Regions from separate parts of the Homo sapiens genome. Here region 2 is linked to region 1. A link is a loop called in an ENCODE intact Hi-C map of the cell type or tissue named here. Cell type or tissue: HCT116. All regions are shown on one strand. Each heading gives the region's core, and the rest is flanking DNA. Links, peaks and the distances in the headings are about the cores only. Region 1 overlaps CAV2 (caveolin 2). Region 2 overlaps CAV2-DT (CAV2 divergent transcript).

Region 1 (11,247 bases), core at 2,142-10,141:
GAGCAGGCACGTCACATGGCAAGAAAGGGAGCAAGAGAGAGAATGTGGAGGTCCCAGACTCTTTTAGTTAATCAGATCTCAAGCAAACTAACTGAGTGAGAACTCACGTTACCAAGAGGGTGGCAGGCACTAAGACATTCATGAGGGATCTACCCGCTGTGATCCAATTATCCCCACTCGGCCCCACCTCCAACACTGGGGACTACATTTCAAAATGAGAGTCAGGGGGACAAAAAACCCAAATCATTATCAGTGATCATTGTTCATTTATTTGTTTCAAACTCTCAACCAAATTTAAGTAAATGGGTCAGTATTTTATCTTTTCATACATGTACAAGACAGACCTTATTTGGTAACAGCAACAATCCTCACACATCTCTCTTCCTTCCTTCCAGGATTTTAATGCCTTTTGTAAAGACCTGCCTAATGGTTCTGCCTTCAGTGCAGACAATATGGAAGAGTGTGACAGATGTTATCATTGCTCCATTGTGTACGAGCGTAGGACGATGCTTCTCTTCTGTCAGCCTGCAACTGAGCCAGGATTGAATACTTGGACCCCAGGTCTGGAGATTGGGATACTGTAATACTTCTTTGTTATTATAACATAAAAGCACCACTGTTCTGTTCATTTCCTAGCTGTTCTAATTAAGAAAACTATTAAGATGAGCAACCACATTTAGAAATGTTTATTGACAGGTCTTTTCAAATAATGCTTTTCTAATTAATAGCCAAAGATTTCATATCTAACTTTGTAACCAGAATTATACAGTAAGTTGACACCACTTAGATTTAAAGGCAGACAGTTTTGCTTTAGTACAATAGTATACATTTTATAATGATGAACTTATAATGATTAAGGGACATTTCTATAAAAATACTACAATAGTTTTATGCACAACTTCCCATTAAAAATGAGATTTCTTATTTGTTTGTCTGTTTTTACTCTGGGAGTAATACTTTTTAAATTACCTTTACATATATAGTCACTGGCATACTGAGAATATACAATGATCCTGGAAATTGCAGTAACAAAAGCACACAACGATTATAGTAACTATAAGATACAATAAAACAAATAAATATGAAAGTAGATTCATGAAAATGTATTCCTTTAAAATATTGTTTTCCTACAGGCCTATTTAACAAGATGTTTCATTTTACTGTATATTTTGTAGTTAATATAAATGTTGCTCTAATCAGATTGCTTAAAAGCATTTTTATTATATTTATGTTGTTGAACTAATATATGAAATAAGTAAATGTAGCTCCCACAAGGTAAACTTCATTGGTAAGATTGCACTGTTCTGATTATGTAAGCATTTGTACATCTTCTTTGGAAATAAAAGATAAAAGAGCGATACACAAAGCTTTCTTTTCTAACTTTTCCAAGCAAAATCTAAAATGTTTTATGACATTTTTCTGGCTGTGATCTTAAAATAATTCATATCTAAATAGTATTTTGTCTAGGAGATGCTTTCTCTCTAGTAGTTAGAAATTAAATCTGTGTCAGCATTCCTATTAATGTCTCACTTTACTTTCAAGTAATATTGGTGCTATTTAACATTTTACAGTAAATGTTACTTCTGATACTTTAGTACAATTTCAACTACAGTGATTCATGTAGAGAGACAGGGGAGTTGTCAACTTGGGCTACTGAACTACATGCATAAACTAAAAACTAACAGCTACAAACTTTTAAGATTTCTCTAATATTGGTATGTAACACAGGATAAAGTTATTCTTGTCATTTTGAACTGTAGAGTCCTATTTCAGTGTGATGAATCACTGTTGCTTTGAAAAATCTCATTATTTCTGGGCCGGGCATGGTGGCTCACCCCTGTAATCCCAGCACTTTGGGAGGCCAAGGCGGGTGGATCATGAGGTCAGGAGATCAAGACCATCCTGGCCAACATGGTGATACCCCGTCTCTACTAAAAATACAAAAAAATTAGTTGGGCATGGTGGCATGCACCTGTAGTCCCAGCTACCTGGGAGGCTGAGGCAGGAGAATTGCTTGAACCTGGGAGGCAGAGGTTGCAGTGAGCCAAAATCATGCCACTGCACTCCCGCCTGGCAACAGAGCAAGAGTCTGTCTCAAAAAAAAAAAGAAAAAAAGAAAAAAAGAAAAAAGAAAAATCTCATTATTTCAAAATGATAGACATATACCAAAAACAAGTCTATAATGTGAGTAGTTACTAAAATTTACACATCTTAAAAGTGTGTAAATGCTTAAATTTCAGAATTACCATCAGAACCTCAATTGACATTCCTTTGAATACGCTAATAAGTGACAAATAAGATTAATAAGATTTTTCAAAATCGCCAGGACTGGTGAATATAAATGATGATTGAACTGGAATAATATTGGGGACCAAATCAAATGAATGATTAAATTATGAAGCTCATATCCTTTTGAAGGTAGTTGCAAAGAGACATTTCAAAACTGCCCTAGGCCATTGCAGCATCCTTAGATGGGACGCATAATCATTACCTTAAAGCATCACCACTCATTTTGACCATATAGATTTTATTATGTTAGTTTAAAAGGTCAATCAGCCTCATGACTTTATAGTTATGTCTTGTATTTAAAAACATTTTTTATACATTTGGTTATGTTGATAAACCAAAAACATTTGATTAATAAAATATCTATTTGAATAAATTATGAGCTATCCTTTCAAACAGCTATTGGCAAGTTTTAAACCCAAAATATATACACATAGTTCTGTAATAAAACTGTTTGACTTCTCAAGTAACATGACTTCCTTATTTCTGAACAGTACTGGTTACTTTCAAAATGAATTTTTATTGAGATTTTCCATTAACTATTTTTTTCAAAGACTCAAATTTTGTACCAAGTAAATCCAGGCTTTATGTACAAACATGTTGTTTGTTTTATTTGGGGCTGGGGGAGGTATATGATGAGCAGACTTCTCGGAATTCATAATAAATTTTCTAAAAGCCTACAAATGTGTGTATTGCTTTTATTACAGTAAATATGGAATCTTTCATACTTATTTTTACCTTATTAAAAACTCAAAATAGATAATAAATACATTAGTTATTGCTTATTTGGGAATGTATTTTTAAAAATTATTACATTAGTAGTTGAATTCTTTGTTTTCCAGCACTTAAAGAGGTTCCATATAAATGTTCTATCATTTGATGAATAGTATAAAATAGCCTGTTCACACACCCACCATACTTCTTCTTTTTTATAGTCTCTTCTTGCTAATCCTAAATAAACTGAAATTTGTTTCCAATTTTTAAAATAAGAAAGTAACAATATAAATCACAGGCACTTGGATACCTGTACCATGAAGCTAGACTAGAGTCCAAAATTATTTTTGGAAAGTGAGTATGTGAAGAGTAGTTGCTGATGTTGGCATACATTTTCTTGTCAGTTCATCTGGAAAAACGACCAACCTATAATAATAAAGCAGGTGCTTGGCTTTTTAAAATGTTCTTTATAGTTTTCAGGAACTTTTAAAAATTCATCTTTTTGATAGTCATCCACATCCCATTAATTTATTTTGATGCCTCTCTTGGAAAGTTGTTGGAGTGTAGTGAAAAAAGCCCTGCCCTAGAAGTCAGGCAACTGGATTCCAGTCTCAGCATTGCCGTTATTGAGGTGTATCCCTTCATGCAAAGGGTTTAATCTTGGGTTCTCAGTTTTCTTATCGTTAATGAAAGAATTGAACTAAATGGTCTCTCAGGAGCTTCCTATCTCATTGTTTTCTGTGACTTCAGCAGGATGAAAACTTGGCTATGTATATGAAAACCAACCTAGCTGTCCAGTCCAAAAATATTTTTTTAAATCAGTGAATTTTCAATCAATTACAGGATAGGTGTGCTATAAATACAATAATTAATGCATGTACTTTTCACCCTTCTATTGATTGTGAGACTGTATTTGGCCTCAATTCATTAAAACAGAGATCCTAAGATTTTTATCAATGCTAAGTCTTTATTATTATGAATTTCTGAAAAAAATTATATCTTAATTAGAATTTGCGATTGAACCTTTAACAACATGGGGTTGAACTGCTCAGTCCACTTATACTCAGATTTTTTTTCAGTAAATACAGTTAGCCTTCCGTATCCACAGGTTCCTCATCCACCATCAAACTGGATCCAAAATAGAGTATTGCAAGATGCAAAACCCTCAGACAAGGAGGGCTGACTTTTCACCTCCTTGGGTTCTGCAGGGATGACGGGATTTAAGTATGCAAGGATTTTTATATCTGCAGGGGAATTCTAGAACCAATCCCTCAAGGGTACCGAGGAATGACTCTATTTCATTTTAAGATTTTCTGTCAAAATCACTGCTATGCCCCATAATCACTGCCATCTTTCTCTTTTGCCTGGCTATTTGCCACAGCCTCCTAACTGACCTCACTTCCTGCCTTCAATATGATCACCAATCCATTTTTCTCTTAAAAAAAACGTGATTATACCAAGACTACCCTGTCATTTCCTTGCTTAAAACTATCAATTGTATGTGATTGCCCTGAGAATAATATTCCAAGTTCTTGAGCAGCATATGCAAGGCCTTCGCCATCAACCCGTTGTCATCGTTAGCAACTCTTCTGTAGCTTTACTGAACAACCCGTGCTACTCCTGTGTACCCATGCCAGCATTGTTTTTCTTCTCATGCCTGCCTCACTCTTATCTGTTTCCAAAACTCTTCCACATTAAGTGCCTCTTCTGTGTCTACATCTAAAATGTTGTACAAATTCCTATTATCACCTGTCACGTTGTAAAAGTAACCCTGTTAACTAATACCATTAGACTGCTAGTTAGGTATTTGAGAACCAAAAACATCACTTCACGTTTGCTGGGATTCTGAAATGGTGCCCAGTGCTTAATGAGTTCCATCAATATTTTCTGTATGAATGATTATGTAAATAAATAACTGGAGAAAGCTTGGGATAATTGCAGAACTGAGAGTGGGAATTGCACAAAACTTCATAATTTCTTCTTTACAAAAGGGATTTGAAATGTACTGATTCTAATAAAAATTTCCTTCCCACCATTTTCTCACTCATGAATCATTAAGTTGAGAAAACAAAAACGTATATAAACCATTTTATATTTTATCGATTGGGGTAATGCCTGCCTTTAGTCTCCATTCTCGTATCTAAAATTTACTTTTAATTCTTCAGGGGTAGAAAGCCCTAGCATTTAGAAACTTGTCTGGAAACACACTTTCATGCTTTCTAGAATGTTGCTATTTCATCTACTATTCTATTCCTCACTTTGAAATTTATAACACTGAAAGATTGTTTCTTTGGGTTTTACATTTTAGAAAACACATTGTCTCATCTGAATCCCAGGACAAATTAAATAACATAATGGAGAAATCAAACAAATAATAGCTTAGTTTTTCTAGCTTGCAACTTTATCATTTTAGAATGTTTGTTTAAGATAACAAGTGCTTACAGAATTTTTACAGGGTTACATGTTACTTTAAGAAACTTAAAAAAATAGTAAGTAGAGCTGCAAAGAAAAATTACCACAATGAATGTAATTTATCACAAATCAGGATTTGGTACACTTCTTCCCTTCAAGTTGTGTATGTGTGCAGGGAAGACAGGGGAAGAAGTTGACAGAGGAGGAGTAAAGGATACAGGTATACTAGATAGTCAGTTTATATTTTTTAGGAATAAAAATAAGTTTGGCAACTATAATTTAACCATCCCAATTTCTTCTCCCTATTCACCCCAAAATAGCAAAATGAGCAAAATAAAGCACCCCTTGCTAAATTTTTAAGACATTTCTGTGCCCACTCTCCAGTTTCTTGCTTTGGATTGTACCTGAAATGCTGCCATTGGAACTTGACATCTTGATACTTTTTTAAGTGAAACACACCCTTGAGTGGGGTAACATTTCAATCTATTAGCAGTCATCTATTTACTTTAGGTGAACAAGTGATCTGAGAAAGGAGTGTTGAAAACTACATATGGGAACCAAGCATAAGAGCTCTGAGCACAATATGAGAGCACCATACACTGATTAAAAGAGATGTCACCAAAGAGAAAGCTGTGACAAAGGGAAACAAGAGGCTCCAATCACATGGCCTTCAGCCTTCCCAGTTTCGCTTTTGGACAACCCAAATCCCTAGTGAAAGGGGCATGGAATCTGAACAGGAGTGGAGGAAATTGAAGTCAGCTAAAGACTTTTCTTTTTATCCACAAAGGAAAGTTGCTTTTGTCTTACTGAATGAATAGGACCCTAGGAGTGGGCATGAGGGCTCTGCTGGAACCATGTGCCCTAAAGACAATGCCGAAGCGTGCAACTGAAAATGAAAATGAAACTGTAACTTGTGACCATCTATCTGTGTCTTCTTTCGCCTTGCCTCTCTGTGCTGTTGACTGTTGCGGCATGTCTGCGGCAAAGAAAGACCATGCTGCAGTCAGAGAAATCAGAGGACACCACTTCAACAATTAACCAAAAATAGGACAGGGACACCTATCTGCCTGTGCTTGGACGTATTAGGTCATTCAGCTCAGCTGTGTGACTGGAGAAATCATTTTGCCTTTATAGGAAAAGGTAGGGGTGTAGGATGATGAGAGAAAGGAAGAGACATGACTCAGAGTGGGAAACAGCACGTAGCCAAGGGCAAATATTTCTCTCAGACATAAATGGATCAGGAAGAGGTGAGAGCAGCAGGTCATCTTTGGAGCATTCTTTTCTTTCCTGCCTCCCAGTCACTTGTCACCGAGCACCAACCAGTAACAAAAGGGGAGAGAAGGGCAGTATGCAGGACCTGTTTCTCTAACTGACTGGCACATCGGTTCCAGCCAACTGCTGTCTCAGCTAACTAGGGCAGTGAAACAAGGAGTCATTTGGAAAGTTTCAGGGATGCACACTCCACATCGCAGGGAGGCAAGTGGTGAGGAATAACCACCACGCTTATTTTACTGAGGAGGAAACTGGTTGAAATTCTTTATGTATTATATGGCTGGGAGACCTCTGATCTCAGTACAAACAATAACAGGAGTATTTAGATTTGTCGAGCACTTATAATCTTCTGGGCATTTACTTAATCAGTACAATAACCCTACGATGGGAATGTTACTGTCATTCCCATTTTTCAGATAATGAAACTGATGCTGTGAAGTTAAAGAATTTGCCCTAGACCACAGTCAGGATGTGAGCCAAGAGAGCCTGACATCAGAGCCCACACTCCTAATCACTGTAGAGATGATTTTCTATTTCCTGAAAGAATGTGTCCATGGCTGTTCTTATGGCTTCCAGCCAAAATCTTCTTTTTTCATTCATCCACCTTTCCTACTCTGAGAAGCACCTTTTTTTCCATTCTCCCATCAATGGAGGCAGTTTCATGTCCTCAGTTGTAAGAGCTGTCCCAAGCTAGCACCTGGGCTTCATGTAACCTCCTCACTCGGCCTCCATCTAATCCCTGAACCCCTCCCCCAGCCCTGTATGCCGCTTTTCAGGGCACACCCTTTCTTTCTCCTTAGGATCTGAGCTCTAGACCTTACACTCCAGCTAAAGTCAGAAAAATAGTTCCCAAATGCCATTATTCTCATTTTTTGTAAATTTTGTAGCATTTTATTCCTTCACACAGACTTCCCTAATATGTATCAAAAGCCCAGTGATGATTTTTCTTCTCAATGCTAAACATCCTGACATGTAAAATATTAATAATTACAGCAATAATTTCAGTTTGGACTAAACATATTGTTTTCTAGACAGAATCCTTATTTTGTATTTTCTTCATTTTGTCGGAAATTTCTTGTCAGTTTGTACATCCTTTTATGTTATCCAATTTTATTGTCAGTTACTTTGTCTTGGAGATCCCAGGGAAAACCATATATGAATTTATTTTCTCCTATTGAATAATTTGCTCATTATAAATTTTATTTATTTTATTTTTTAGAGACAGGGTCTTGTTCTATCACCCAGGCTGGAGTGCAGTAGTGCAATCTCCTAGGTTCAAGTGATCCTCCCTCTTCAGCCTCCCCAGTTTCTAGGACTTCAGGTGCATACCATCGCACCCAGTTTCTACATATTTTCTCACAAAGTGACAGTGGTAAACTGATCAGTATCAAAGTCAAGAATTAGATTGAAAAAATGGGAAATCATGACACTAGAATACATAAAAAGAAGCATAAGATGCAACCAACCCTTTCTCTCCAGTTATCTGTAGCCTTTTTGGGGCAGACATAGGAATAGCACACATTATTCAGGGTTAGGTAACATAAACAAGATGAAAAGATCCCCACAGAATTTCTTGTCTATTCAATCAATTTCACATGTTGTATGTGCAGGGGCCACGCAGGGGATGGGATGGGTGGAGTGAGGGGCATGATGAAAGCACTGGAAATAAAACACCAAAAAATAATTTGTTATCATATAGAATAACCAAGTGAGCAATCAACTGAATCATTAATATACATTTTATTTAGACGAGGAAAATCCTATGATTATTACAATTTTTAAAATTAGATTGCTAAAAAAGTATCAGCATTGTTGGTATTATTTGTCCTGGAAGTGATTGAAGGGTCCTAGGAAAAAAAATAACTGTGTAAACTGATTTTTATTAAAACTATTTTTTTGGCCGGGCACGGTGGCTCAAGCCTGTAATCCCAGCACTTTGGGAGGCCGAGGTGGGCGGATCACGAGGTCAGGAGATCGAGACCTTCCTGGCCAAAACCGTGAAACCCCGTCTGTACTAAAAATACAAAAAGAAATTAGCCGGGCGTGGTGGCAGGCGCCTGTAGTCCCAGCTACTCGGAAGGCTGAGGCAGGAGAATGGCGTGAACCCAGGAGGCGGAGCTTGCAGTGAGCCAAGATCGCGCCACTGCACTCCAGCCTGGGTGACAGAGCGAGACTCCGTCTCAAAAAAAAAAAAAAAAAAAACAAAGACTATTTTTTTTTTTTTCTGAGGAAAAGAAATCCTATGTGGGGTTATCCTAAGCAACAATCTTATTTGACTAGGCACACACAAACACAAAAAACTGTGACCATCAGTATGTTCAAACAAGGGAAAATGGCAAATAGAAGATTGTAAAACAATTTTCCTGGAAGAACTTTGGCAATGATAAGCATTAATCTGGGGCAGATCAGATGTAGACCAGGCTCTATGATGTGTGATGAGCTAGGGATCTATTGATTTCCATGATTTTACGGTTCTTAGAGTTGAAGAAATATTCAGAATTGGAAAGGAAAATCCCTGAAGTCTGCAATGAAGTCTGCAGGGCATGGGACTCTCCAAAATGCAGGATAGGTTTGGGCTACTTTGAAGCAGCCCCTAAGAAATTGTTCTTTTTATGAAGTTAATAGATTGGTGCCACCTCAACTCTTGCTGTTCACCAATACCTTTTTGGTGTGGTCAATGAGATAACTTAATACAGCTCAAGCCCTTTCATAGCAAAAATAAATAAAAAATAATAATAATCCTGTCTACTGCCCAGTTTGTAATTCTTGATTTCACATTCCAAGAAGCCTTCAGTTTATAGAAATAGAAAGAACTGCCAGTTCCCTGCAAGCACCTTGGCCAACTTAGCCTGTAGGGTTCCCCCTTAAATGATGTATCCTTCAATTTGCTTACAAATATTTCTTTAATAGTATGTTCCTTCATTTTATTGAGTTGGGATTCCCTGTAAGTCATCCAGCCTGCAGTGCTGCTGCTCTTCCCATGATATAAAGTCTCCTTTTGTGTGTATTTGTGGAATTTTGTTCTCCATTCAGGGTTCTTACATAGGAGAGTGATATTTGCTGGCATAACTTCTGCATTTTTAAACATCTTCAGGTTTAAAGTTTTTATTTCCCCTACATTACTGTTTCTCAAAATAAAATGAGCATAGGAATCACCAGGGGATCTTGTTAAGATGCCAATTCAAATTCAGTAAATCTGGGATTGGTCCTGGGATTCTGCATTTCTAACAAGCTCCCTGGATGCTCAGGCTGCAAGTCCCTAGATCAAACTTTGAGTAGCAAGGATCTATCTAGTAAGTAGCTTGAGTAAGACACGGAAAGAGATGAAGATAAAGTAGCTACAGACAGACAAGAGAAGAAACTAACAGAGAGTTCATTTGTTTGGCTCTATGAGAAGATTCTACTGGCTGTCCAAAAACTAAATCCCCCACACCTGCTTTAAAACACATTCACATTCCCTCTGAAGTTAGCTGAGTTGCTTGAAGGCAAAACCAGCAGTGCAGAAATAAACCCCATTCTCCAGTATGCACAAAAGCTGATGTTGCAATTAAAGATTTGCCCTGGAATTAGTGAAAAAACAAACTCATCATATGATTACAAGAAAGTAAATTTCTGTATGAAGAGCAGATCACTTATGTGTATGTTCACCACATGAACCTACATCCACACACACACACACACACACACACACACATAGAAACACACACACCCACAGAGTCTTTAAAGACGGACTTTATTTTATGCTGTAAACCTAGACTTTGGGAGGCTGAAGTGGAGGGATTGCCTGAGTCCAGGAGTTCGAAACCAGCCTGGCAAAAATCCTGTCTCTACCAAAAATATAAAAATTAGCTGGGTCTGGTGGCACACACCTGTAGTCCCAGCTACTAGGGAGGCTGAGGATCACCTGAGCCTGGGAGGTGGAGGCTGCAGTCAGCCGTGAAGCATGCCACTGTACTCCAGCCTGGGCAAGAGAACGAGACTCTGTCTCAAAAAAAAAATATATGAAAAATCAACTTGCATACATATATATAATGTGTGTGTATATACAAGCACATATACATATATTATATATATATATATATACTTTTAAAAGAGTAAAATATTTTACTCTTTTAAAGCATCATTGCCTCAAAAGGAGTGGTTCAGAGATAAATTTTCCCCAGGTAAAACCAACTCCTGATAAGTAGTTTATTTACTAGGGAAAGGGCCAAAAGGAAAGAGAGTTTCCTTTGTTAAATAATGGAGCCCTGACTTAAAGCCAGATGGGTTACAACACAAAGGGCTTCTGTGGAGAACTACTCCCAAATATTTACATTAACTTAAGAAAAACATGGAAGTTTAATATCTCCTTATAATTTGGGGTAGTATTAAGGGGCTAAAGGCATTTTTATTCTTTATCATTTCATTATAATCAAAAAGGATTTTTAATTACTTACTTGTTAATAATAAAATCTATGTTTCCCTAATATGCTATTTAAAAGCTCACTAGTATGCTATAAAATGGTGCATTTCTCAGATATAAGCTATATTATGTTAAATATATATTAAATCTAGGTACTAGTT
Region 2 (11,247 bases), core at 1,325-9,324, 49 kb before region 1:
CCCCCACCTGCCCAGCAATTTATTCTTAAAAAGGTGGCTGGAGCTAAATGCATAGTCAAGGTTAATGCTCCTTTTTCTTTATCCCAAATCAGATAGCATTTAGGCTGTTTTTCATCAAATATAAAAATCCAGCCCAGTTCATGGCTCATTTGGCAGCAACCCTGAGACGCTTTACAGCCCTAGACCCTAAAAGGTCAAAAGGCCATCTTATTCTCAATATACATTTTATTACCCAATCTGCTCCAGATATTAAATAAAACTCCAAAAATTAGAATCTGGCCCTCAAACCCCACAACAGGGCTTAATTAACCTCAACTTCAAGGTGTACAATAATAGAAAAAAGTTGCAATTCCTTGCCTCCACTGTGAGACAAACCCCAGCCACATCTCCAGCACACAAGAACTTCCAAACACCTGAACTGCAGCAGCCAGGCGTTCCTCCAGAACCTCCTCCCCCAGGAGCTTGCTACACGTGCCGGAAATCTGGCCACTGGGCCAAGGAATGCCCGCAGCCCAGGATTCCTCCTAAGCCGCGTCCCATCTGTGTGAGACCCCACTGAAAATCGAACTGTTCAACTCACCTGGCAGCCACTCCCAGAGCCCCTGGAACTCTGGCCCAAGGCTCTCTGACTGACTCCTTCCCAGATCTTCTTGGCTTAGTGGCTGAAGACTGACACTGCCCAATCGCCTCGGAAGCCCCCTAACCCATCACGGACGCCGAGCTTTAGGTAACTCTCACAGTGGAAAGTAAGCCCGTCCCCTTCTAAATCAATACCCCTTCTAAATCAATACGGAGGCTACCCACTCCATATTACCTTCTTTTCAATGGCCTGTTTCCCTTGCCTCCATAACTGTTGTGGGTATTGACGGCCAGGCTTCTAAACCTCTTAAAACTCCCCAACTCTGGTGCCAACTTAGACAATACTCTTTTAAGCACTCCTTTTTAGTTATCCCCACCTGCCCAGTTCCCTTATTAGGCTGAGACACTTTAACTAAATTATCTGCTTCCCTGACTATTCCTGGACTATAGCTATATCTCATTGCTGCCCTTCTCCCCAATCCAAAGCCTCCTTTGCGTCCTCCTCTTGTATCCCCCCACCTTAACACACAAGTATAAGATACCTCTACTCCCTCCTTGGCGACCGATCATGCACCCCTTACCATCTCATTAAAACCTAATCACCCTTACCCTGCTCAATGTCAAGATCCCATCCCACAGCAGGCTTTAAAAGGATTAAAGCCTGTTATCACTCGCCTGCTATAGCATGGCCTTTTAAAGCCTATAAACTCTCCTTACCATTCCCCCATTTCACCTGTCCTAAAACCAGACAAGGCTTACAAGTTAGTTCAGAATCTGCGCCTTATCAACCAAATTGTTTTGCCTATCCACCCCATGGTGCCAAACCCATATACTCTCCCATCCTCAATACCTCCCTCTACTACCCATTATTCTGTTCTGGATCTCAAATATGCTTTTTTTTTACTATTCCTTTGCACCCTTCATCCCAGCCTCTCTTTGCTTTCACTTAGACTGACCCTGACACCCATTAGGCTCAGCAAATTACCTCGGCTGTACTGCTGCAAGGCTTCACAGACAGCCCCCATTACTTCAGTCAAGCCAAAATTTCATCCTCATCTGTTACCTATCTCAGCATAATTCTCATAAAAACACACGTGCTCTCCCTGCTGATCATGTCCGATTAATCTCCCAAACCTCAATCCCTTACAGAACAACAACTCCTTTCCTTCCTAGGCATGGTTAGTGCGGTCAGAATTCTTACACAAGAGCCAGGACCGCACCCTGTAGCCTTTCTGTCCAAACAACTTGACCTTACTGTTTTAGCCTAGCCCTCATGTCTGCGTGCAGTGGCTGCAGCTGCTTTAGTATTTTTAGAGGCCCTAAAAATCACAAAACTATGCTCAACTCACTCTCTACATTTCTCATAACTTCCAAAATCTATTTTCTTCCTCATACCTGATGCATATACTTTCTGCTCCCCGGCTCCTTCAGCTGTACTCACTCTTTGTTAAGTCCCAAAATTACCATTGTTCCTGGCCCGGACTTCAATCTGGCCTCCCGCATTATTCCTGATACCACATCTGACCTCCATGACTGTATCTCTCTGATCCACCTGACATTCACCCCATTTCCCCATATTTCCTTCTTTCCTGTTCCTCACCCTGATCACCCTTGATTTATTGATGGCAGTTCCACCAGGCCTAATCGCCACACACCAGCGAAGGCAGGCTATACTATAGTACAAGCCACTAGCCCACCTCTTAAAACCTCTCATTTTCTTTCCATCGTAGAAATCTATCCTCAAGGAAATAACTTTTCAGTGTTCCATCTGCTGTTCTATCTGCTATTCTACTACTCCTCAAGGATTATTCAGGCCCCCTCCCTTCCCTACACATCAAGCTCGAGGATTTGCCTCAGCCCAGGACTGGCAAATTAGCTTTACTCAACATGCCCTGAGTCACAAAAACTAAAATACCTCTTAGTCTAAGTAGACACTTTCACTAGATAAGTAGAGGCCTTTCCTACAGGGTCTGAGAAGGCCACCACAGTCATTTCTTCCCCTCTGTCAGACATAATTCCTCAGTTTAGCCTTCCCACCTCTATAGAGTCTGATAACAGACCAGCCTTTATTAGTCAAATCAGCCAAGCATTTTTTCAGGCTCTTGGTATTCAGTGACAGACTAATGGTCTATTAAAAACACACCTCACCAAGCTCAGCCACCAACTTAAAAAGGACTGGACAATACTTTTACCACTTTCCCTTCTCAGAAGTCAGACCTGTCCTCAGAATCCTACAAGGTACAGCCCATTTAAGCTCCTGTGTATACGCTCCTTTTTATTAGGCCCCAGTCTCATTCCAGACACCAGACCAACTTAGACTGTGCCCCAAAAAACTTGTCATCCCTACTATTTTCTGTCTGGTCATACTCCTATTCTCCGTTCTCAACTACTCATGCATGCCCTGCTCTTGTTTACACTGCCAGTTTACACTGTTTCTCCAAGCCATTACAGCTGATATCTCCTCGTGCTATCCCCAAACTGCCACTCTTAACTCCTGAAGTAAATAAATAATCTTTGCTGGCAGGACTATGCTGAATCTCCTTAGGCACTCTAATCAGATGTCCTAGGTCCTCCCAATTCTTAGATCTTTTCCATTTAGTTTTTCAATTCATACAAAACTGTATCCAGGCCATCACCAATAATTCTACACGACAAATGTTTCTTCTAACAACCCCACAATATCACCCCTTACCACAAAATCTTCCTTCAGCTTAATCTCTCCCACTTTAGGTTCCCACGCTGCCCCTAATCCCGCTTGAAGCAGCCCTGAGAAACATCGCCCATTCTCTCTCCATACCACCCCCCAAAAATTTTCGCCACCCCAAGACTTCAACACTATTTTGTTTTATTTTTCTTATTAATATAAGAAGGCAGGAATGTCAGGCCTCTGAGCCCAAGCTAAGCCATCGCATCCCCTGTGACTTGCACGTATATGCCCAGATGGCCTGAAGTAACTGAAGAATCACAAAAGAAGTAAAAAGGCCCTGCCCCGCCTTAACTGATGACATTCCACCATTGTGATTTGTTCCTGCCCCACCTTAACTGAGTGATTAACCCTGTGAATTTCCTTCTCCTGGCTCAGAAGCTCCCCCACTGAGCACCTTGTGACCCCCCCACCCCTGCCCACCAGAGAACAACCCCCTTTGACTGTAATTTTCTATTGCCTTCCCAAATCCTATAAAACGGCCCCACCCCTATCTCCCTTCCCTGACTCTCTTTTCGGACTCAGCCCACCTGCACCCAGGTGAAATAAACAGCCATGTTGCTCACAAAAAAGAAAAGAAAAGAAAAGAAAAGTAGAAATGCAATCAGTCAGAATATGATTTCAGAAATCCAGAAGAAAAATGTTGTGCATATGAATCCAATGACAGAGAGAAGAAAGGAGATGGATTTGAGAGATTTTTAAGGTATAGAATTGGCAAGATTTAGTTACAGATCCAAAATAGAGAGTGACAGAGAGAACCACATTTTTCTGATTTGGGTAATAAAATGTATGGAGTTTCCAATAACAGAAAATACTGGGAAAAAAAGATAATCAGATCTGAGGAAAAGGAGGGAAACATTTAAGTAATTATGTAACAAACCAAGTGAAAATATCTCGTATCAGATATGAAAGTTATTATGTATAATACATCTTAAGAAATTCTGGCTCAAACATATAAGGAAGAGGTTGAAGTTCTTAGAATGAAAATCTTAATTCTCAATGTAAACTTTGAGCAAATACATTAATAGAGATTGTGAACTTTCTGCAACTGGTAATAAGAAAAGATAAAATCAACTTTTTGAAAAAAGCAACATCCAGCATTAAACACTAGGGGGGAAGCATAGGATGCACAGAAATTACAAGTTAAAACAGAAAGTAAAAATTCTGGTCTAGATTAGCATATGGATTATGCAGAATAAGACAGAAGATTCTGCAGGAAATAAACTGTGAAATCTCAAAATTAACAGAATGACACCTCTCATGAATAGAGAAGCAAGAATTTTCAACAAATATTAGCCAGTCAAATCCAGCAAAATGTAATAAAGATATTACATTATGACCAAGTGGAATTTATCTCAGGGATGCAAGACTGACTCAAAATTTTAAAATCAATTGATATAATTAACCACAGTAACAGAATAAAGAAGAAAATCATATTATTATTTCAATAGGTGAAGAAAAATCACTTAAAAAAATTAAACACTGGGCCCAAACTCTCAGAAAACTAGGAATAGAAGGGAATGTTCTCAATTTAATAAGGTACCTCTAATGAAAACCCACAGCTAACATTGTAGTTAATAGTGAAATACTGAACACTTCCCCTTGGGATCAAGAATAAGACAAATGCATTCACTCACATTACTCCTATTAGCATAGTACTGAAAGTACCATAAGGCAAGAAAAACAAATAAAATATAGACAGATTGTAGAGAAGGGAGTAGAACTGTTGCTATTTGCCAATGTTGTGCTTGTGTATGTAGAATATCCTAAGGAATCAACACAACTCTAGAGGTAAAGAGTAAATTTATCAGGTTCTTTTAATTCAAGGTCAATTAACAAAAATAAATTGTATTTCTACATATTCAAAGCAAATAATTGGAAAATTAAAATTTTTAAATTATCATGTATAATAGCATCAAAACCATAAAACATTTAGAAACAAATTTAACAAAATATGTGCTGGATCTTTCAAACTGCAAAACACTGCTGAAAAAAATTAAAGGTCAAAATAAACGGGGAGATGTACCATGTGTCTTGGTTGGAAGACTCCATGTTATTAAGATGCCCATTCTCCATAAATTGATCTACAGATTCAACACAATTGCAGTTAAGAATTCCATAGATCTTTTTTTTTAGAAACTGACAAGGTGATTCTCTCTCTCTCTTTCTCACACACACACACACACACACACACACATCTTAGATTACTATATATTTGTGAAAAACATACATATATTTGTACATGCGTGTACAAAGAATGTAAATAGTTGAAACAATTTTGAAAAAGAACAAAGTTGAAGTACTTATGTAACCAGATTTCAGGAGTTAAAGCTACATTACTTGAGATAGTGAAGTAAGAATATATGTATAAATTAATGGAACAGAAAAGAGTGCCCAGAAAGAGACTCACGCATAGATGTGCAATTATTTTTAATAAAGTCAGCAAGGTAGCTCAATGGGAAAGAAAATTCTTTTTAACAAATGGTGCTAAATTAACTGCATATGCCCATGGAAAAACATGAACCTTACACCATGAATAATAATTACCTTGAAATAGACTGTAAACTTAAACGTAAAAGCCAAAACTAAAAAAAAAAAAAAACTTTTAGAAGAAAATATATAAGAAAATATTCAGGACTTTGGGGTAGACAAAGACGTTTTAGCAAAAATGCAAAAGGCATACACCATCAATGAAAATTGGTAAGTTGGACAAAATTTGAAACATAAGCTCTCTGGAAGACATTATTAAGAAAACGAAATGGCAAGCCACAGACTAGAAGAAAATAGTCACAATACATATATATATCAGACAAGATACATGTGTCAAGATTTTATTTAGAACTTTAAAGTTTTGATTAGAAGATGAACAACCCACTTTAAAAAAAAAAGAGGACAAGTACTAAGCAGATATTTCACACACAAAAAAAGTTTATGAATCACCAATAAGGACATAAAAAGATGTTCATCATTAATCATAAGGAAAATTACATTAGTCCATTCTCACACTGCTATAAAGATATTAGCTGAGACTGGGTGATTTATAAAGGAAAGAGTTTTAATTGACTCACAGTTCCACATGGCTGGGGAGGCCTAGGGAAACTTGTAATCATGGCGGAAGGTGAAGGAGAAGCAGGCACCTTCCTCACAAGGTGGGAAGAGAGAGAGCATGCTTGAAGGAGGAAGTGCCACTTTTTTCAACCATCAGCTCTCATGAGAATTTACTCACTATCATGAGAACAGCATGGGGGAAACCATTCCCTGATCCAGTCACCTCCCACCAAGTCCCTCTCTCAATAAGTGGTGATTACAATTAGAGATGAGATTTGTGTGGGGACACAGAGCCAAACCATATCAAAAATGCAAATTAAAACCACAGTGAAATACCACTACACATCCACGAGAATGGCCAAAATGAAAAATACTTACAATGCCAAATGCTGGTAAGAATGTGGAGCAACTGAAACTTTCGTGCACTGTTGCTGAAAGTGTAAAATGGTACAAATACCTGGAAAACAGTTTTGTATTTTCTTTGGTTTTTTTTTGTTTGTGTGTTTGTTTGTTTGAGACAGGATCTTGCTCTGTTGCCCAGGCTGGAGTCCAATGACATGTCATATCTCACCACAAACTTGACCTACCCAGCTCAAACAATCCTCCCGCCTCAGCCTCCCTGAGTAGCAGGGACTACAGGTGCATGCCACCATACCCAGCTACTTTTTTTTTTTTTTTTTTTTTTGTAGAGACGAGGTCTCTCTATGTTGCTCAGGCTGGTCTAAAACTCCTGAGCTGAAGTGATCCTCTTGCCTTGGCCTCCCAAAGTTCTGGGATTACAGGCGTGAGCCACCATGCCTGGCCTTTTCTTCATTTTCATGTGAAGTTAAACATCTATTCATCATATAACCTAACAATTCTTTCCCCTGTTTTACGCAAGAAAAATGAAAACATGTATCTGCAAAAGGATTTGTACGTAAGGATTCATAGGAATTATATTCATCATAACCCAAAACTGGAAATAACCCACGTTATTCAGTAAGTTATATCAATATTTGAATGGATAAACAAATGATGGCATATTCATACAACAGAATAGTTCTGAGTCATGTTCATGTTCTATGGACACTTCTGTAAATTCAATCTCATTTTCTCATTTAATAAGCATAATTCCTGCTAGAGTAGGAGCTATAAAATATGCTGCCCCTTAAATGATGTTGAAGAAATTTCCATATTAATGATTCATAATTACTTGTCATGTTCCATACTCACTCATATTGAACCCCAAAGTTATGTTATCATGTGCTAGTCTTTCTAAATCATTTGCTAAACAAATCAAGGAATCAGAGAGTATGGCATGTATGACAACACCTCATGTCATTATAGATATTTTAAGTATTTTAAATAGCTCTTCATCCTCATTAAAACTGGGAACACTGTGGAGACTTCTAGATTTATGCATTATTTTTACTTATATAACACAGCTTTTCTTCATGTCCTCTTCTTCACTGCTTCACAAACCAACCTGACATGTTTAAAAACTTTATATTCCAATGTACATTTAGGGAATATTTTATAAAGAGACACAGAATTGCCCAGCACTTCACTCAAATGTTACTCATTAGACTTACCTCTTCCCAGGCTCTTCGGACTCTCAGCAGCTAGTTCCTCTCACAGTCTCAAACCCCCTTCTCCTCCCCCAATCACCTATCTTCCCTCTCTCTCCACTCATTTCTCCCAGCAACCACTCCATCTCTCTGCTGGTCTCTTTTTTTTCACTCCTTTCTGTATCTCTCAGCATTTCTCATGCAGAACAATTTAATTCTCACTCCCCTTCAATTTTGAATTCAAGCAGTTGGCCCTCTGCTTAATACTGCCTTAAGCATTATCCGAAAATGAAGATTTCATTTCAAAGTTCTCAAATTACCAAAACTTATTCTTTTTGTGGATAAAAGGAATTGTAAGTAACATCTCTATTGTTTTACCCTTATTTTAGGATAGTTTCATAATGCATAATTAATGCTCTAAAAATAGTTGTAAAAGTTTCCTATGAAATGCATGATTAAAATATAAGATTGCCTTAATGAAAAAATAGCTCATGAATTTTTATTATATTTTTAAAGTTTAACAACAAAGAAGATATGCCAAGCAAAAATATAACAATTTCTTACATGTGGAACATTTTTAGGTATAAAACAGAAAAATATAATTTTCATGGAATAACTACTAGCTACAACCATATGCTAATATTTTCTAAGGTGATATTGTAACCTTAAAAAGCCCAGAGATTTCAAATTAGCCAAAGATGTGTCAGTTGAGTTATTCATTTATAGTAAGCTTTCAGGCCTTAGGACATCACCTATGAACTAAAAATGCTGAGTCAAAAGCCTACCAAGTGACTCATCCTTTCTTATCTTCTTTTTCCACAATAACCATCTTTAGTCACTAATTCCCTAAGTCTAGAGGGAAGGAACTGACCCAAATGCCTTAAAAAAGTAGAACTTTCTTCCCAATGGACGTTTGAAGAAAGACCCCCACCAGCACTCGAAATTGCCAATCTTCCTAAATTTTGAAAAAGTATTAAATACATACATCTGAATAAAATTATTATACTCACACAGGAATATATTTTCCTCTCTGCAGGAAAAATAGAGAAAACCATAAATATTTTATCAGAATGTAATTGTTCAGTGAGCCATCATTTCAACCACTTAGGAAAAATGGAGAGAAGAAAGTCACGTTCAATTATTATTTGACACTAACACCACATACAAAACAAAAATAAGTTTAAGATAACATCTATAAGTATAAATGCTATATAAATACTAGAAAATATTTAATGTGTGTGTGTGTGTGTGTGAGAGAGAGAGAGAGAGAGAGAGAGAGAGAGAGAGAGAGAGACAGAGAGAGGAGATTGCTTACTATTTGGTATAACTTGCAAAAAAAAATATTCATTTGGTTGTAGGGCAAACCTAGATTGGAAGGATAAGAATCATTGCACTTCACTTCCTCCAGGATCCATCTGTCATCTTTGGCTTAGAGACAGATAACTGTTTTCACTTAATTTGTTTTCCAGTTCATGTTTCTCAGATGTTTAACATGGTATTTTGGAAAAGGCAAAACTATGGAGACAGGAAAAAGATCAGGGGTTGCCAGGAGTTTAAGGGAAGGGAAGGATGAATAGGCAGAGCATAGAGATTATTAGGGCAATGAAATTATTCTGTATGATACTGTAATGGTAGATATGTGCCCTTATGCATCTGTCAAAAGCCACAATAAGTAAAATCTAATGTAAACTATGGATTTTAGTGATAATATATTAATATTGGCTTATCAACTGAAACAAATGTACAACTAATACAATGTCTCAGGAACAGGGAAAACTGAGATGAGAGGGTAATATAGGAAATCTCTTTACTTTCAACTCATTTTTCTACAAACCTAAAACTGATATAAAAAGAAGTCTATTAGTTAAAATTCAGAAAAGGAGAAAAACATTGATAAGAAAATACTTTTTTAAATGGAAGACATATAAAAAAACATAAATTAGGCCTTACTGAGGATTTCTGTGGGTCACTGAAGTGGTGTTTGCATAACATATTACATATGAAATTTTCCTAAAACTGTCCTTGAGTACATGTCCCTTTTTCATGTTTTTGTTTCAATCATTTTGGGGGTACAGGTAGTTTTCGGTTACATGAATAAGTTATTTTGTGGTGATTTCTGAAATTTTGGTGCACCCGTCACCCAAGCAGTGTACACTGTACTCAATATGTAGTCTTTTTTTCCTCACCTCCCTCCCACCCTTCGCCCCAAGTCCCCAAAGTCCATTATAGCATTCTTATGCCTTTATGTCCTCACAGATTAGCTCCCACTTATAAGTGAGAACATACGATATTTGGTTTTCCATTCCTGAGTTACTTCACTTAGAATAATGGCCTCTAGTTCCATCCAAGTTGCTGCAAAAGACATTATTTCATTCCTTTTTATGGCTGAGTAGTATTCCACGGTGTATATACCCACATTTTCTTTACCCACTCATTGGTTGATGGGCGCTTAGGTTCGTTCTATATCTTTGCAATTGCGAATTGTGCTGCTATAGACATGCATGTGCATGTATCTTTTTTACATAACGTACGTCCCTTTTTTAAAAATAATTATTTTGTAGAGAAGAGATCTTGCTAAGTTGCCCAGCTGGCCTTGAACTCCTGGCATCAAGCAATCCTCCCGCCTCAGCCTCCTGAAGTGCTGGGATTACAGGCATAAGCCATCGCGCCCAGCCCATATGTCTTCCTTTTTCCTAGGTCTGCTCCTCACAGCAGCAGCTTAAATCTTTCCTTCTATTTCTCTCTAACCTCACAGGCCCTTGCTAATTTTGCTCCTCACTTGTAGCATCTTTTTTTTATTTTTGTCATGAAAAGAAATTTAGACTTTCAGGCTTCCGGATCCAGCGTGTTCATCTGTTATGCTGTTAACAGTATCACAACAAAAGCATGGTAGGTGAGTAAGACAAAAAGAGAGCCCTCCTCCCAAGGTAGATTATGGTTGGGTGGGAGAGAGGTGGCTGGGAAGGTTTGCAGACCTGCTTTCACCATCACCATCTTGCCACCTGTCTGAGGAGTGAGGAAAAGGAGAAGAAAGGTTTCCAGCATGGCAACAGTGTGGCCAGGAGTGCAATTCACTTGAGATATAGGAGAGGAAATGAATTCCTGGGGGAAAGTGAGGGATTTGACCAATATTCAATCCAACTATAATGTATCCCATACTACAGGTAAGATTAAGTTGCCAGTTACATAGAGGAAAAACTCATGATGAATAGTAATTTGAACAAGGCTATATGTAGCACTGCATTCACTAGTGTAAGAATCTTGGATCTCATCTACCAGTGTTCAGAAGAGTATCGAGAGAGTATAGACAGTAGCTAGAAAAGGCACTTACTAAACTTCTTTACATGCCCTTTCTGTTGTTTCTTTCTG

What was found. Peaks named below come from ENCODE experiments on the same cell type or tissue, not always from the same donor. Only the 100,000 strongest peaks of a DNase experiment are listed, where the experiment ranks them.
Region 2: a loop joins it to region 1, with 2.0 times the contacts of the local background. A loop is called at or near these places in 7 of 110 quality-filtered maps.

The regions. Positions count from the first base shown.
Region 1 is chr7:116,505,576-116,516,822 of GRCh38, forward strand. It overlaps CAV2 (caveolin 2), which reads left to right. Exons shown (of 3, transcript NM_001233.5): 3 at 396-2,966. The coding sequence ends at 546. Among named protein-coding and RNA genes, the nearest start is that of CAV2, 11 kb to the left of the region's middle. RefSeq lists enhancers at 6,229-6,608, 6,619-6,668. In HCT116, for the core only: no CTCF peak of the experiment used is centred there; a DNase peak (open chromatin) is centred at 6,636; H3K4me3 peaks cover 3,100 bases; H3K27ac peaks cover 7,154 bases.
Region 2 is chr7:116,457,287-116,468,533 of GRCh38, forward strand. All of the region lies in intron 1 of CAV2-DT (CAV2 divergent transcript), which reads right to left. Among named protein-coding and RNA genes, the nearest start is that of CAV2-DT, 37 kb to the right of the region's middle. In HCT116, for the core only: a CTCF peak has its summit at 4,399; a DNase peak (open chromatin) is centred at 8,665; H3K4me3 peaks cover 1,329 bases; H3K27ac peaks cover 7,741 bases.